Linked DNA regions of Homo sapiens: region 1 is linked to region 2. A link is an interaction called in ENCODE POLR2A ChIA-PET data of the cell type or tissue named here. Cell type or tissue: CD4-positive, alpha-beta T cell. All regions are shown on one strand. Links, peaks and the distances in the headings refer to the core of each region. The heading gives the core; the rest is flanking DNA. Region 1 overlaps ANKRD55 (ankyrin repeat domain 55). Region 2 overlaps ANKRD55 (ankyrin repeat domain 55).

Region 1 (5,382 bases), core at 174-5,173, 64 kb after region 2:
AAAGTGATCATTGAAATTTTGGTATGTTGCATACACTTGACTTATGCTGCAGGATGGGTTTGCATCCTACCCCACCTCCTTTACGGAGCCCCTGCATCATGCAATGGAGGAGTGGGGAGAAGTGTTAGTGGTAGGTGAGCTCAGAAGCCTGAAGGGTCTGGTTGTTTCATAGTGCATAGTTGTGTACCTCTGCTCTTTCCATCCCTCCCACAACCCCCACCAGCAGAATCTGAACTGTCTCTTGTTCCCCATTCTGCACTCCAAATAAGCATGGCTGAAAATGGGTGGTGACTAACCCAAAGGCCACAAGAAGGACAAGGCAAGTTCCTGAGGAGAAGGCAAAGTGGTTGAAAGGTCCTCACAGCTGCAAGGCCAGAAAACAAAGAACAGGACGAAGCTCTGAAAGGTGCTACTGCCTGAGGTGGGTACAGCTCTCAGGGATTAGGACAGTGGCAGGTAGTGTCTGCCGGGGTGGCAGGGCTGGTGGACCGGCTAGCAGTGCAAATCTTAAATCTCCCACAGTGTGATCTTCCTATGGGCTGGGATACAATGATAGAACCTGAAGAAATGACTGAAAGTCTCGAAGATGCTGTGTGAGTTTGGCTAACACTAAGGCCATTTTGTTGCTCACTTACTAAGTGAATCGCCCTTCTATCCTCTCCTCCCCTTCCCCCCTTGGAAGTTCCCTTCCATGAGAATGGACTGGGTCAAGGATGATATTATGAGCATGTAACAACTACCTTTTCAGGGGCCTGGAACAGGATGGAAACAGGCCTAACATCTAGGCAGGTTAGATGACTTTGTACTTGCTGGTCTTATGTGTGTGTTCCTGAGGAATGATTAGAGCAGTGAGAATGGAGAAATCCTTGTTGATCTGAGGGCATAGAAAGATTTTAACATTTAACTACCACCAACTGTTCTGAGCACAGTGCTGGAGTTACATGTATTTTTTATTTACAAAAATGTAATCACACTATGTATAGTCATAAGTCACTTAATGCCAGGGATAGTTCTGAGAAACCTGTCAGTAGGTGATTTTGTCGTTATGAGAACATCATAGAGTGTATCTACACAAACCTAGATGGTATAGCCCACTACACACCCAGACTACATGGTACAGACTATTACTCCTAGGCTGCCATCCTGTACAGCATGTTACTGTACTGAATACTGTAGGCAATTGTACCACAGCATTTGTGTATCTAAACATAGTAAAGGTAAAGCAAAAATATGGTATAGACGATAAAATGTGCTACACTAGTGTAGGGCACATAGCATAAATAGAGCTTGCAGGACGGGATGTTGCTCTGGGTGAGTCAATGAGTGAGTGGTGATTGAATGTGAAGGCCTAGGACATTACTGTGCACTACTGTAGACTTTATAAACACTGCACACTCAGCTTACACTACATTTATAAACAAATGTTTTCTTCTATAATAAATTAATCTTAGCTTACTATAACATTTTTACTCTATTAACTCTTAAAATTTGTTTCAACTTTTTGGCTCTATTGTAATAACACTGAAAACAAACACGTTGTACAGTTGAACAAAAATATTTTCTTTCTTTATATCCTTATCCTTTAAGTTTTTTTCTATTTTTAAAATGATTTATTTATTTTCATTTTCTAAATATTTTCATTAAAAACTAAGACACAAACACACACACATTAGCCTAGGCCTACACAGGGTCAGGATCTTCAATAACTTATTTTCCACCTTCACATCTTGTCCCACTGGAAGCTCTTCAGGGACAGTAACATGCAAAAAACTGTCATCTCCTATGAGAACAATGCCTTCTTTTGGAATACCTCCTGAGGGACCTTCTTGTTCGCTTAAAAAATAGCTTAAAAAAAAAAGTAAAAGGAGTATAAATAATGATAAAACTATAGTACAGTAAATAAACTAGTAGCATAGATCACTATAAAGTATTAACGTACTGTACATAATTGTATGTGTTTTTTTAAAAAAAATATTTATTTATTTATTTATTTATTTATTTTTGACAGAGTCTCACTCTGTTACCCAGGCTGGAGTGCAGTGGCACCATCTCGGCTCACTGTAACCTCCACCTCCTGGGTTCAAGCAATTCTCCTGGCTTAGCCTCCCGAGTAGCTGGGACTACAGGCGCCCGCCACCATGCCCAGCTAATTTTTGTATTTTTAGAAGGCATGGGTTTTGCCATGTTGGCCAGTCCGGTCTTGAACTCCTGACCTCAGGTGATCTGCTCGCCTTGGCCTCCCAAAGTGCTGGATTACAGGCGTGAGCCACCGCGCCCAGTCCTGTGTGTGCTTTTTTTAAACAACTGGCAATGCAGTAGATCTGTTTATACCAGCATCATCACAAACACCTGGATAATGTGTTGTGCCATGACATTATGATGGCTACGATATCAATAGGTGACAGAAAACGTTCAGTTCCATCATAATCTTATGGAACCACCATCATATTTGTAGTACATTGTTGACCGAAATGTCACTATGAGGTACATGACTGTATAGTTTTGTTTTTTGCTCTTTTTCACTTTTTTTTTTTGAGTCAGAGTCTCGCTCTGTCACCCAGGCTGGAATGCAGTGGTGTGATCTTGGCTCACTGCAGCGTCCACCTCCTGGGTTCAAGCGATTCTCCTGCCTTAGCCTCCTGAGTAGCTGCGATGACAGGCATGCACTACCAATCTTGCTGATTTTTGTATTTTTAGTGGAGACAGGGTTATGCCATGTTGGGCAGGCTGGTTTCAAACTCTTGGCCTCAAGTGATCTACCCCCCTCGGCCTCCCAAAGAGCTGGGATTACAGGCATGAGCCATCGCTGCTGACCACTTAATATTAGATTATAAACATTTACCCATGTCATAAGATAAAATTTGAAAATGTTGCCTGTAAAATGTGACATAAAATCCCATGGACTGGACTCAGCATTACTAATATAATTATTTTCTCATTACTGGGCATTTCAATAGCTTACTTTTTGTGATTATAAGTTCTGTTGCTATTCTGAATAATACCAAAACATTTTTACATGTATATCTTTTTTTTTTTTTTTTTTGAGACGGAGTCTCACTCTTTGGCCCAGGCCAGAGTGCAGTGGTGCGATCTCGGCTCACTGCAAGCTCCGCCTCCTGGGTTCACGCCATTCTCCTGCCTCAGCCTTCCGACTAGCTGGGACTACAGGCGCCCGCCACCGCGCCTGGCTAATTTTTGTATTTTTAGTAGAGACGCAGTTTCACTGTGTTAGCCAGGATGGTCTCGATCTCCTGACCTCGTGATCCACCCGCCTTGGCCTCCCAAAGTGCTGGGATTACAGGCGTGAGCCACCGCGCCCGGCTACATGTATATCCCTTTGTGCATTTGTGATTATTTCCTTTGGACACATTCCTAGAAAGGAACTTGGAAGTCAATGGATTTGACTCTTTGTGAAACTGCCCTCTAGAAAGGTTGGACCAATACACACTCCCAAGCAGTGCTTGAGAGCACACTTCACCCCATTATCAGTGATAGTGTGCTTTACAATTAAAAAAAATTAATGCTGATGTGAAAGGAGAATAGTGATTATTTTCAATGGTCATTTTTTTCTTTTTTTAAAATTTGAGATGGAGTCTCGTTCTGTCGCCCAGGCTGGAGTGCCGTGGCACAATCTCAGCTCACTGCAGCCTCCGCCTCCCGATTTCAAGCTATTTTCCCACCTCAGCCTCCTGAGTAGCTGGGACTACAGGAGTGTGCCACCACCCCCGAAATGGTCATTTTTTTCTTTTATTCCTGAGAGAGAAGTATTTTTATGTTTATGTCCATTTTATGAATTATCTGTTGGTATCCTTTCTATTGTCTCTACCCAATTTATTTGAAAGTGCTTTATAGGCCGGGCGCGGTGGCTCAAGCCTGTAATCCCAGTACTTTGGGAGGCCGAGGCGGGCGGATCACGAGGTCAGGAGACTGAGACCACGGTGAAACCCCGTCTCTACTAAAAATACAAAAAATTAGCCGGGTGCGGTGGCGGGCGCCTGTAGTCCCAGCTACTCAGGAGGCTGAGGCAGGAGAAAGGCGTGAACCCGGGAGGCGGAGCTTGCAGTGAGCCGAGATCGCGCGACTGCCTCCAGCCTGGGCGACAGAGCGAGACTACGTCTCAAAAAAAAAAAAAAAAAAAAAAAAAGAAAGTGCTTTATATACAGTAAAGACACTAACCCTTCATCTGTTATAATGCTACAGTTACCTTTCCCTGTTTGCCAATTAAGTTCTCAGTTTGGTTTTGTTGGTAAAAAAATATCTTTTCAGCATTTATATAGTCAAAATCTATGGATACTGCATTTTTAAATTGATTTCACTGCTTTTATGATTAGAAATAACTTTATGAAACCTTGTGCTTATTTATTTGATATTGAATTGTACTTAATATAAATTTGTAAACTTTCTTTTTGTATTCTGCAATCAATTTTTTTCAAAATAGTCAGTTATTAGTTAATTCTCCCTTTCCTTGCTTAATTGTAATGGCAACCTTATATATACTCAATCATTATTGACACTTTAGAGGAGGCTCCTCCTGTAGCCTGTTCACTGGAACTGTGGCTTGGGGAGCGGGGACCCCAGATATACCCTCTCTGTAGTGGTGTGCGTGAATTTGGGGGTACAGCCAAAGGCCATTTCAGGCACACTCCATAAGTCTTGTGGTAGGTCCCCAGTCAAAGTTCTTAGCTTCTAGAATTGTTGGTAGCACATCTGAAGGAATTAAAAGACTCAGAATAACCCTAAAGTTAGTGAAGACTGCTACACGATTACTTCCACAGAAAAACAGTATCTCCGAGTCTCTATAAGAGCACCCGCTGGTACTGCATTGCTCATGTGATCTTTTCAGGACCGTTTCAATGCCTGAGTAACAGTCTTAATGATGGCCAGCACTTAACATAGAGCTCACTGTATCTCACTGTATGCCCAGCACTGTGTAAGCACTTCCTAGAAATTGACTCTTTTGATTCTCACTGTATGAGGTTGAGGTAGGTACTACAATTATTCCCATTTTATGGATGAGGAAACTGAGGTACAGAGTAGAAACAAAGTGACTTATCCAAACTTGCACAGGTGGCAATTGGTAAAACCCAGGTAAGGCTGCAGCCTGTCAGGCCTTGGATCCCGCCCTCTGACCCCTGTGCACTGTGGTCTGGAAGCACTCTTTCACTCAGAGACAAAGCCCTCATATATTCCAGTGAACTTGTGACCTCTTTTTGGTGCTGGATGGACATTCCACATTTTCACATTCCATTCTCACTGACTCACGGCAGCTTGTACCCTTCTTTCCACCCTGTTGCACAAGCTGTGTGGCATGGTGTTTTGCCTTACACATCATTGTGCTAGAGTTTATACTCACTGTAGCAAAAATAACCTTTAAATATTAAC
Region 2 (5,382 bases), core at 130-5,129:
GGCCGAGCGGGGCAGATCACGAGGTCAGGAGTTCAAGACCAGCCTGGCCAACATGGTGAAAACCCATCTCTACTAAGAATACAAAAATTAGCTGGGCATGGTGGTGTGTGCCTATAATCCCAGCTACTCGGGAGGCTGAGGCAGGAGAATTGCTTGAACCAGGACCCGGGAGGTGGAGGTTGCAGTGAGCTGAGATCGCACCACTGCACTCTGGCCTGGGCTACAGAGTGAGACTCCATTTCAGAAAACAAAACAAAACTAAACAACAACAACAAAAACCCAGCGATTCCACCCTGTGAGGGCCCAGCGGGGGTCTGGGAATCTGTTGTTTTACAAGCACTGCTGGTGATTCCATCGCAAGGCCAGGTCTAAGACAGCAGCTCTACACTGGGGCTGGGATGGTGGAAGGGGGACGCATGTCAGTCAGAATTACCTGGGGAGGTTTTTCAAAATGCACATGCATCCTGGATCTAGGGAATCAGAGTGCAGTGGTGTTGAGGTGACTATGTAGAAAGTGCCTGCTTCTGGTGCCACTTTCATCTCAGCTGAGAACCAACACATGAGGAGCTTCCTGGGAGCCCAGCCAGGTTCCTCTGTGGCCACCGCTACAGTGGTGACCCCTGACCAGCCAGAGGCCAGCCCCAGGGCATGGAGTCCTGGGCAGAGACTGGCAGCGATGGTGGCAGGGCAGGTGATTAGATACTGAAAGTATGTAGGAGGGTGCTATGGGCAGGTGGAGATGACAAAACAAGCCTTGCTCACTGCATAGCTTTGCAGAGAAACTGGTGCAGAGAAACTGAAGCCAAGGTTAGAGGGATGAAAACAGAGCAGTTTCCAGATCACTTCTGTTTTCCCCTTACATCAGGCACACATGTCAATCCTGAAAGTCCCAGGTGCCCACTTCTGCTGTACTTGGCACATGGAAATGCTGACTGAAACCACAGTCAGGGCAGCAGAAACTATTCTCACAGGGTCCTGGCAGTAGCTCAGACAGGTGCCCTTTCTGGGCCAACAGAAATCAACTGTGGGGGTGTCTGTGCTGAAGACAGAGACGGGCTGGCAAGTTTATGCAAAGGATGCTCTCCTTGAAAAAAGGAATAGATAACTTTTAGTTAATCATTCCCCTTGAAAATAGAAAGCACTCGGTTACACATTAGTGATTATTATTCTTTCACCTTACTCTTGGTTTTGCCCTCTCTGGACAATAGATTTCTTGAGCCTATTCTGATTTGTTTGGTTGTGTGTATTGACGTGGACTCCCTTATGTGATAGTGATGCAGGGTCATGAGCCACTACTTTCACTGTCGGGTGTAGAATTCAGGATCACCTGAAATGACTCTGCTGGGGAGGATTTGGAAGCAAGAAGAGAGTCAGAGAGTCATGGTTCAAAGACTTTGAAGGCATTTTCCCAGCAATTCTTTGAAGGTTTACTCTGGGACACAGTAAGCCGGTAGCAAACATTGAGATGGAGAGAGAAACAGAGAGAATGAGAGGGGTATGTGTGTGTCTGTGTGTGCCACCCAAGGCAGGCTCTGCTTGATATTTTATAACTACTCCCCTTTGCATCTTGGCAGGGTTTCTTTTCAACAAGTGGTGGAGCTGAATCAAGAGCTGAAACCTCCATCTTTAAAGTTTGACCTACTCAGAAAATTGTTAACACTGCTTTCCACCATTTAAACCTGAGACCAGTCCACAGGTCAATTTCTCACCTGGACTGCCCAGTGGAGAGCGGTTTTAAAGTCTTTATCCACAAGGGTGGGGTCTGCCCCCTTCTTCAGCAGCATTTGTGTGTGTTGAGGCTGGTTGTGGAAAGCCGCCCAGTGGAGTGGTGTCATTCCCTGCAAAACAACAGTCAGAGAGGACAGAGATGAGCACAGGCTCCCAGGAAGAAAACTGGAGCTCACACTTTCTCCTCAGGCCTGGGGGCCATCACCAGATGCGTTGGTTGTTTCCTGCTGGTTCATTCATTCATTCATTAATCCATTCATTCCATAGATGTTTATTGTCTGTCTGCTTTGTGCCAGGCAAGCAGTTGTTCAGGATACAAAAGTTAATAAGGTAAATGAGATCCTTACCCTCATGGAAATTGCTCTGTGGTAAAGGAAGGCAGATATTAAATGCACAAAAACATGTCAAACAATCTTCCAGATTGATAAATACTATGAAGAATGCACGTAGGATGCTGGTGAGAGAGTAACCAAGGGTGGAGGGACTGTTCTAAACAGGCCTCTGAAAGAAGAAATGGAGGAAGAGGACAGCCAACACCAAGCACAGAGGCAGAGAGTAAGTTAAAGGAAGGCCTCTGTGACTGGAGTGCAATCCCCCACCACCAGGGCAGGGGTGCTGTCTGTTTTCCTCTATCTCTAATGCCTAGGCTAAAGGCTGGAGAAATAGCTGTTGAATGAATGAATGAGGTAGGAGGGGAAGAGAGCAATGTGAAATGAGGTTGGAGAGGGAGGCAGGGGCTGATCCTGGGAGGGTGGGATGGGGGATAACTGTCTCTGCATAACACATTTGGAATTTATTCTAATTCAGTGGAGAGACAATGAAGGATTTTAAGCAGGTACTGGCATGATCAGATGTACACTGTTTAGAAGAAATCACTGTGGCAGCTTGGAGAACAGAGCTGGATAAATGAATGGTGAATCCCAGCTTCTTTCAGAGTTCAGGGTCATATGGGTTAGGTATAATTTAACATTAAGTGAGCTTATGCTGAGAAATGGTGGCCAAAAAGAGCCAGCGTTATCTGAACGTATATATGATGAAAAGATTGGCTCTTCTCCTTGCTCACTCATCTCAATTCCATGAAATGTATCTAGAATGAATTGAAATGAAGATGCCTGATAAAGGGGGCAAAGGGCATGGGCAGCTTTGAAGACTCTCTTTCTATAGTTATCTCTGCTGATAGCATAAAGCTAGGAGACAACACCTTGGCTTTCTCTGTTCCTTCCAGGGTGAGCTGCATGGAGAAGATGGGCCTCAGCCTAGACAGGAGCACATTAATAATAGCGCAGAGCTAATATTTATTGATCTAGAGACCTTTATGAGTTCTTTTATCTATTGTCTCACTTAATCCTCCAAACAAACTTCTGGAGTAAGTACTGTGGTGATGTCTCCTACGTGTTCACCAAGCTGTTTCCTCTTCCCCTAGGGCACACAGTCAAACTACATTCCCCAGCCTCCTTGCAGATAGGTGCAGCCACATGACTGAGTCCTTGCCATTGGAATGTGGACAGAGGAGATGGAAACCTTCCCCAGGCCTGGGCTAGAAAAAAAGCCCATGTGGTCCTCCACATCTTCTTTTTTTCCTCATATATCAACAGAATGCAGAGGAGGACAAGGCTCTGGAAGATGCTGGAATCATGTGATTGAAAAGCCTGGGTTTCTGATCAATGAGGGAGAATAGGACCACCCTGCCAAACAGCACTGGATTATGATATGAGCAAGAAATAGGCCTTTATTGTGTCAGGCTACTGAGATTTCAAGTCGTTTGCTAGAGCAGTTAGCCAGCTCTGATAGGTGCCATTGTACTTCTCATTTAATAGAAGAGGAAGCTGAGCTCTAGAGAAATTCCTGAGTTTGTGAGTAGCATGGAACTGAATCTAGGGTTTAAGGTTTGTGGGACACTAGAATTAGAAAATCCCTTCAACCAGTTCCATATTTTAAATTCCTATATTATGGTTTGCTTTCAAGTTTCAAGTATCATATGACAGTGAACCTCCAGAGATACTCTTGAGGATATTTCAAGAAATTGGTTCCATATGAAAAACAATGCTGGTATAAAAGCAATGGAACTTCTTATTCTTATTCCAATAGCTGAATATTTACTTGGAAATCAGAATACCTCAGTACATTCTAATTGGTCCTCTTCATTTTTAACTGGGCACACTGGGGTTAGAAATCTAACACAAGGGAATTATATTTTAAAATTAAATTATATTTTAAAAATAATGCATGGATAGCCCGTTTCCCAGTTCTTAGTCCCATTTGCTTCATTGCAAATGAAGTGATGAAATGAAGTCATTGGCTTCATCACGAAGTGCCAAAACTTTTCAAGTTACTGGAGCGTAAGTTGCATGAGAGCAGGGCCTTTGTTTGCCAGTCTGAATTCCTAGATCCTAGAATGGTGCCAGGCACATTATAGATGCTGAGTAAACACTTATTAACGGAACGAATGACTTACTATGCTCCACTGATTTTTTTTTTTTTTTGAGATGGAGTTTCGCTCTGTCGCCCAGGCTGGAGTGCAATGGCGCAATTTCGGCTCACTGCAACTGCCACCTCCCAGGTTCAAGGGATTCTCCTACCTCAGCCTCCCAAGTAGCTGAGATTACAGGTGCCCGCCACCACGCCTGCCTAATTTTTGTAGTTTTTAGTAGAGACAGGTTTCACCATGTTGGCCAGGCTGGTCTCGAGCTCCTGACCTTAGCAGCCCACCTCAGCCTCCCAAAATGCTGGGATTACAAGAGTGAACCACTGCACCCGGCCGAATTTCTTCGTAAAAATTTGGCTTTGCTTTTTAAAATCATACACAGAAGAAAGGCAGAACATGACCTCTCCTTTATAGACAATGAACTTGTCTGATATGATCATTGTTACCAACTCATTAGCTGAAACTTGTCAGGATTTTTGATGAGTGCTCCAAACAATCTTGTCCTTTGTACTACTGTACTATCTCACATCCAATTACTAACCAGGCCTAACCCTGCTTAACTTCTGAGGTCAGGTGCGTTCAGGGTGGTTCTGGCCATAGACCACTGCACTGTCAAACGTGAGGTAGATGGCAATGAGTATATGCAGAAGTATGATTTAGAGATGTGGGAATTCAGTGCGAAAATGTGGTTGTGAATTAAACAATGGTAATGCAGTGTTAATTATTGTCTCCTAAATACAGTTTCAGACTTTAAGAGTTATTCTCTTTAAACAACCGCAAGAAACCCCCCCACAAAACCCAACTCTTGCATAGTTTGGTGAAGGGGTGGGGTGGGAGGAGTGCTATCATTTTTCATACACCTACTTGGTGCCAAGAGCTTTGTATATTCTATCTCATAGAATCTTTACATGATCCTAAGGGGTTAGTAGTTTTAAGCCTATTTTACAGGCAAGGAAACTGAAATACAGATTAAGTAATTTGCCTAAGGCCATTGACTGAGTCCATGGTAGAGCTAGGGTTCAATACTTGTTTCTCTGACTCTGGAGAAAAAAATGTTCTTTCCACACATCATGGTGGTAGAATTTCATTTTGGGAATGAGCTCAGATGCTAAAAAATTCCTTTCTTTGTAATTGTAGCTGGATTCAAGGTTGTCTTACTTTCTAAAATGATGGTTCTTACTAGTGTAAGGATTGGTACCCTATATTTTTGTTTCATTTGGCATTGCCTC

The links. Peaks named below come from ENCODE experiments on the same cell type or tissue, not always from the same donor. Only the 100,000 strongest peaks of a DNase experiment are listed, where the experiment ranks them.
Region 1: POLR2A ChIA-PET joins it to region 2 with 6 read pairs; 7 of 35 experiments call an interaction of 5 or more read pairs at or near these places.

Annotation. Positions count from the first base shown.
Region 1 is chr5:56,206,442-56,211,823 of GRCh38, forward strand. All of the region lies in intron 2 of ANKRD55 (ankyrin repeat domain 55), which reads right to left. Among named protein-coding and RNA genes, the nearest start is that of ANKRD55, 24 kb to the right of the region's middle. In CD4-positive, alpha-beta T cell, for the core only: no CTCF peak of the experiment used is centred there; no DNase peak of the experiment used is centred there.
Region 2 is chr5:56,142,092-56,147,473 of GRCh38, forward strand. It overlaps ANKRD55 (ankyrin repeat domain 55), which reads right to left. Exons shown (of 12, transcript NM_024669.3): 7 at 1,710-1,838. It also overlaps the pseudogene RNA5SP184. Among named protein-coding and RNA genes, the nearest start is that of ANKRD55, 89 kb to the right of the region's middle. In CD4-positive, alpha-beta T cell, for the core only: no CTCF peak of the experiment used is centred there; no DNase peak of the experiment used is centred there; H3K4me3 peaks cover 382 bases; H3K27ac peaks cover 1,933 bases.